2 separate regions of the Homo sapiens genome follow, and region 2 is linked to region 1. Evidence: chromatin loops called from intact Hi-C (ENCODE). Cell type or tissue: dorsolateral prefrontal cortex. All regions are shown on one strand. Links, peaks and the distances in the headings refer to the core of each region. The heading gives the core; the rest is flanking DNA.

The links. Peaks named below come from ENCODE experiments on the same cell type or tissue, not always from the same donor. Only the 100,000 strongest peaks of a DNase experiment are listed, where the experiment ranks them.
Region 2: a loop joins it to region 1, with 3 times the contacts of the local background. A loop is called at or near these places in 13 of 110 quality-filtered maps.

What each region holds. Positions count from the first base shown.
Region 1 is chr2:53,714,561-53,717,477 of GRCh38, reverse strand. It overlaps ASB3 (ankyrin repeat and SOCS box containing 3), which reads left to right. Exons shown (of 10, transcript NM_016115.5): 6 at 735-912; 7 at 2,897-2,917. It overlaps GPR75-ASB3 (GPR75-ASB3 readthrough), which reads left to right. Exons shown (of 10, transcript NM_001164165.2): 6 at 735-912; 7 at 2,897-2,917. Among named protein-coding and RNA genes, the nearest start is that of CHAC2, 52 kb to the left of the region's middle. In dorsolateral prefrontal cortex, for the core only: a CTCF peak has its summit at 1,695 (motif pointing right); no DNase peak of the experiment used is centred there; H3K27ac peaks cover 179 bases.
Region 2 is chr2:53,421,426-53,424,342 of GRCh38, reverse strand. No RefSeq gene overlaps it. Among named protein-coding and RNA genes, the nearest start is that of CHAC2, 340 kb to the left of the region's middle. In dorsolateral prefrontal cortex, for the core only: a CTCF peak has its summit at 1,274 (motif pointing left); no DNase peak of the experiment used is centred there.

The DNA.
Region 1 (2,917 bases), core at 284-2,783:
AAATATCAACTCAGAAACCTGTTGAAAGAGACCCTTTTTCTCTGATTGTAGGCATTATTTATCATGCAGTGGTTATGAAGAAAGAGATGTAATAGAGAGTATAGTCAATATTAGTTTTAAGGCGTGGCTCCCATATATGTCATATCTACTGATAATTTTTCATAAATCTTAGCCTGAATCAATTAGTGGCATAATTTGGATTTTATCTTTTTCAGCAGTTATCAGAAATATTATCCATGTTTGATAGTTTGCATTTTTCTTTTTAAATGTTTACTTATTGGGCCCCAGAATGCTTGTTGGAGGAGGGATTGGAATGAAATGTATCCTTCATTGAATAGGATTTTTGTTTTAGCTTAAAAATGAATTCTAAGATATGAATCACTTGTTTTCTTGCTGACGTAGAGGCAAGACCTTTTTATTTTTGATAGAGACAGGGTCTCACTATGTTGCCCAGGCTGGTCTCAAACACGTGGCCTCAAGCAATCCTCTGGCCACAGCTTCCTAAATTGCTGGGATTCCAGGCATGAGCTACCCTGTCAGTTTAGCGAAGACAATTTAAATGATTACCAAGAAGTTAGCAAAGTAAATATGTTTATATAACAACATCCAACATTCAGTGAAGAGGGAAAAGCTTACCGTGCTACGAAACCCTTTTATGGTAGTTCCTTTGAAATTTGTGTTGATTTTTTTAAGTATTAGGGTTATCTGTTAAATGTTTTATTTTGTACCCTTAGGTGCAAATGTCAATTGTCAAGCCTTGGACAAAGCTACACCCTTGTTCATTGCTGCTCAAGAGGGACACACAAAATGTGTGGAGCTTTTGCTCTCCAGTGGGGCAGATCCTGATCTTTACTGTAATGAGGACAGTTGGCAGTTACCTATTCATGCAGCTGCACAAATGGGCCATACAAAGTAAGTGTTAAAAACAGAAAATAAACATGGTCTCTTAATCAAAAGCTAATAAAGAATAAATCTGGGCTAGACCCTTCACCTCTAGGCAAAGTCTTTGATATTCTCTTCCCTACCAATCTGCTGGGTGAACAGATCTACCCCTAATCTGTCCTTCATGCTGTCTTTTGCTCCTACTATTCCTGCACTTTCATATTGTGAGGCAGAATTGCTACAGACTGGGTAGGCTCAGGGACTTTCTCGGGGTGTTGACTCTTCCCATTGATTTCTCTAGTTATGGCTGTATCCGCCGCCTCCTCCTCCCTAGTTTTATCCCAGGCATCTTTAAGCATCAATCTGATGAGGCCATCCATGTTACCTCTCTGACCCCAGAAAGCTTTTGAGTTTGTGATGCCTGTTGGAGTGTGTGCTAAGTAGTCCTCCCTGTCTTAAACCCTTTGACTGAACTTTTCTTGATCTAACCTCAAATTGGAGAGAGAGTAAATGGGGGTTCCAGGAATCTTAGAAGCTAGTAACTTGGTTATACCTGTGAGAATATGGCTACCTATCATAAATTGGCAGTCAATGATTTTTAGAAATATATGTGAGAATATGGCTACCTATCATAAATTGGCAGTCAATAATTTTTAGAAATACATGTTTAGAATCTTTAGAGCCATAATTCTATAATAGCACTTTTTATAGCTGCTATTAGTATTATTTAATTTAAAAAGTAATAGTAAAATATTCATTACTTAATTTAGTTTGTTTACATAGTAGGAAAACAGATTCTGCAATTTGGTCATTATGCCACTAGGTGACACAGTACTTTACTATTTCATTAATGATATTTGTAAGCATGTTTATGTCTTGTGGGAGAGTATAATTTTTCCCACCTACTTAAAAAAATTAAACACATTTATTAAAGTTAAGAGACATTAGACTATTTTAACAAAATACTTAGATTTAAAAATTTGATATTTTCCCCAATTCTTGATCATTTATTTAAACATAAGTGTTAGATATTGTACTCTGAACTTTAAATGGTACCAAAACTCTCCTGGGCATTTGTTCTCAATTTTGAGAATTCTCATTGTCACTGATGATTTTCTTTATAGCCTACTTCAAAGGTAACCCCTTTTGTGAGTGTAAGTTCTACTTAAATGTTATCTTAGACATACATTACATGAGGAAAAGTCACAAAGAGAAATGTAATACTATGAAAATACTTCAGAGTAGCCCTGTCTGTCTTTTCCCAGAAAGAAGGAATTTCCTGGCTTTAACTATACAGTTTTATTTTTAATTTTAGAAGGGTAGAATAGTCCTTTTTTCTTTCCAGTTGACTGCTAGAGGTAAGTTTACAAATAACCTAAGAACTTTTGTTTTAATTATTTTCTTAGAACTTTCTCTACCTAGGAGCCAGCTTCTTTATAAATCTGCCTCCATATTTAATGAGCTCACTTTTTTTTCAGATAATAGAATATTTTAGCACAAATTATAATTTCTTCCTGATGAAAACATTAGTCTTAATTTCATGCCAGTTATCATCTTTAAAAATTTTTACTAATTGGAAAAGAAAAACTAGTTGGTACTTTAAGAAGGAAAATAGTGCATTTTCTTGATGCCAGTTTATACTTAGTAGAATGATGTTTTAAATAATTTATTAAACCCTAAAATATCTAACATAAAATTTGAATTTTGGGGGTTAAGGTGGTGCTAGTAAGGTAATAAAATTAAAAGAGCACCTTTTCTGTTTACATATAGGAACATTAATTTTGTTTCAAATGTATTTAAAGACCTTTTTATTAAGCAATAATAAGTGTAACATTCTGGAGTAAATATATAGCATGTAATAGTTTAATGTTGTTGGTAGAAGGTACACCCTAGACAGAAATATTTCTTTAAATGAATCAGTTGGTAATTCTGAAAAAAATTGTGCTATAGAAATGTTGCCTACATTTATGCACATATACAAACACTAAATTCTCCTGAATTTGTGTATTTATAGAATCTTGGACTTGTTAATACC
Region 2 (2,917 bases), core at 228-2,727, 290 kb after region 1:
GCACAGAGGGGGATGGCGGGAAAGTCCCTTTGGTAACTGCCAAAATTTACACTCATAAAATGGGCCCCAGTAAAACAGTGGGCCTTAATAAGCACATTCCTTTCCCTTCAGGTGCACTAAGATAGGGAAGCTAAAAGCAGACTCGGGGGTATGCCTGCAGTTGCAGAAAGATGTTTGGGAACAGACACACAACTCTCCCTCCCAGATAAGCACAACAAAGAGACACAGAAGCAATCCAAGCCTCTGATAAACTCTCCCACCCTGAATCCTTAAAAACTCTTAGTCTGTAAGAGAGTGTGCCTCTGACCTACCTTGGCCAGAAGCTCCTCTCGGGTTTGTTTTCTCTAAAATAAAACTGTCTTGACTGGTGAGCTGCATTTCATGTTTCTTTCCTCTTTCTTTAATTCTTACAGAAATCCCAGAGACAACCCAAAACCCTACTGCCACTGGAGCTGCAGAAGTACCACTTGCTGTCCTTGGGCTGGAGAAGAAACAAAGAGCCTGAATGTTTTGCTGGCACCTCGAGCATGACACAGTCACCATAGACAGAGGAGCCCAGCCTCTCAGTCTCTCTTCCCTGTGAGCCTCTACCTCCCACTCTTCACCAAGCAGCCCTGCCCCCCACAGAGCTGCCCCACCCCTGCATGAACATTTCCATTGGCAGTGGCTCTGTTTCTCCAGGGTGAGGCTCCCAGATGCTACTGAAAGTCCCTCCGCCTTTGCAACTGCAGAGGTACTGCCCTTGCTGCCTTTGGACTGGAGAAGGAACAAAGACCCTAAGTGCTTTACTCATACCTCCAGCCTGCCACAGCTGCTCTAGGGAGAAGAGGCCATTCTGTCTTCCCTGCAAGCCCCTCATCCCCGTGTTCATCACCAGGCAGGGCCTCCTGGCTTGGGCCCTCAATGCAGCTACCCATCCTGGGGCTGACTGTTCCAATTGGCAGCAACTCTTAATTTCTCTAAGAGAAATTAAGTGAAGTGAAGCCCCAAGAGACAAGTGAAAGGCCCTCTGCCATTTACACTGCCAAGGTCCCTTACCCTGCAGCTCCCAAGTTGGGGAGAAAACAAAAAGCCAGAGTTCACCCCAGGGTTGCAGTGCACAGCCTGAGAGTGCCAAGCTGGGATCTGCAGCCAGCATTGAATAGAAGAGGAGCCCTACACTCTCAGAGTACTGAGAGAGAACACTGCTGCAATCATGAGGAAATGGAGAGGAGCTAATGTGGCTGAGCAAGAGCCTACATACTGGCGGTTACACATAGGCGCCATCTACTGGATCCCAGGCCAAACTTTGACAGCAAAAATAGTTCGCTATTATAGGCCCCTGTGAAACCAAGGACAAGAATTCAGCCACAAATAAAGACCCTGCACAAAGCCTCGGCCTTTTGGAAACATCCAGAAAGGAAGTCAACTGACGGTACTCAAATTACACCACAGTTAAAGGAACATCAGCCCACATGGATGAGAAAGAACCAGCACAAGAATTCTGGCAACTCTAAAAGTTAGTGCGTCCTTACCTCCAAAAGACCACATTATTTCCCAAGCCATTGTTCTTAACCAGAATGAAATGGCTGAAATGACAGACAGAATTCAAAATCTAGATGATAACAAAGGTCATTGAAATTCAGGAGAAAGTGGAAACCCATTCCAAAAAACCTGAAGAATCCAGTAAAATGATTCAGGAAATGAAAGATGAAATAGCCATTTTAAGAAAGAAACAAACTGAGCTGATAGAGCTGAAAAACTGACTACAAGAATCTCATAACACAATAGGAAGTATTAATAACAGAACAGACCAAGCTGAGGAAAGAATGGCAGAGATTCAAGACCAGTTCTTTGAATTATCAGGTTGATGCAAAAGTGATTGTGGCTTTTGTCATATTTGATGGCAAAAACCACAGTTACTTTTGCACCAACCTGATAACTCAGACAAGAAAAAAAAAACTTGGAAAAATATAGTATTATGTAAAGAGTCCAAATCTATGACTCATTGGCATATCTGAAAGGGAGAGAAAACAAGAAAATTGGGAAACGTATTTGAGGATATTGTTCACAGAAATTTCCCCAACCCCACAAGAGGAGTCAGCATACAAATTCAAAAAATTTAGAGGACCCCTGTGAAATATAGTACAAGAGGACCATCTCCAAGACAAATAGTCATCAGATTCTTCAAGGTCAATGTGAAAGAGAAAAAATATTAAACGCAGCTCAAGAGGAGGGGCAGGTCACCTACAAAGGGAACCCCATCAGGCTAACAGCAGACCTTTCAGCAGAAACTACAAGCCCGAAGAGATTGAGGGCCTATATTCACCAACCTTAAAGAAAAGAAATTCCGACCAAGAATTTCATATCCAGCCAAACTAAGCTTCATAAACACAGAAGAAATAAGATCTCTTTCAGGGAAGCAATTGGTAAGGAAATGTGTTACCACAAGATCTACCTTATAAGAGGTCCTTAAGGGAGTGCTAAACATGGAAATGACCACCATGAAAACACACTCAAGTACATAGATCATCAACAACATAAAGCAAATACACAATCAAGTCTACATAACAACCAGCTAACAAAATAATGGCAGGATCAAATCTGCACATATCAGTATTAACCTTGAGCATAAATGGGTTAAACACCTCACTTAAAAGACATAGAGTAACAAGTTGGATTAAGAAGCAAGACCCATGTATGTTGTCTTCAAGGGACCCAGCTCACATGCAAGGACACCCACAGGTTCAAAGTAAAGGGAGGGAGAAAGATCTATCAAGCACATAGAAAACAAAAAAGAGCAGGAGTTGCTATTCTTATTTTAAACAAAACCAACTTTAAACCAATAATGATAAAAAAGGAAAAAGAAGGGCATTACATAATGATAAAGGGTTTAATTCAACAAGAAGACTTAACTATCCTAAGTATGTATGCACCC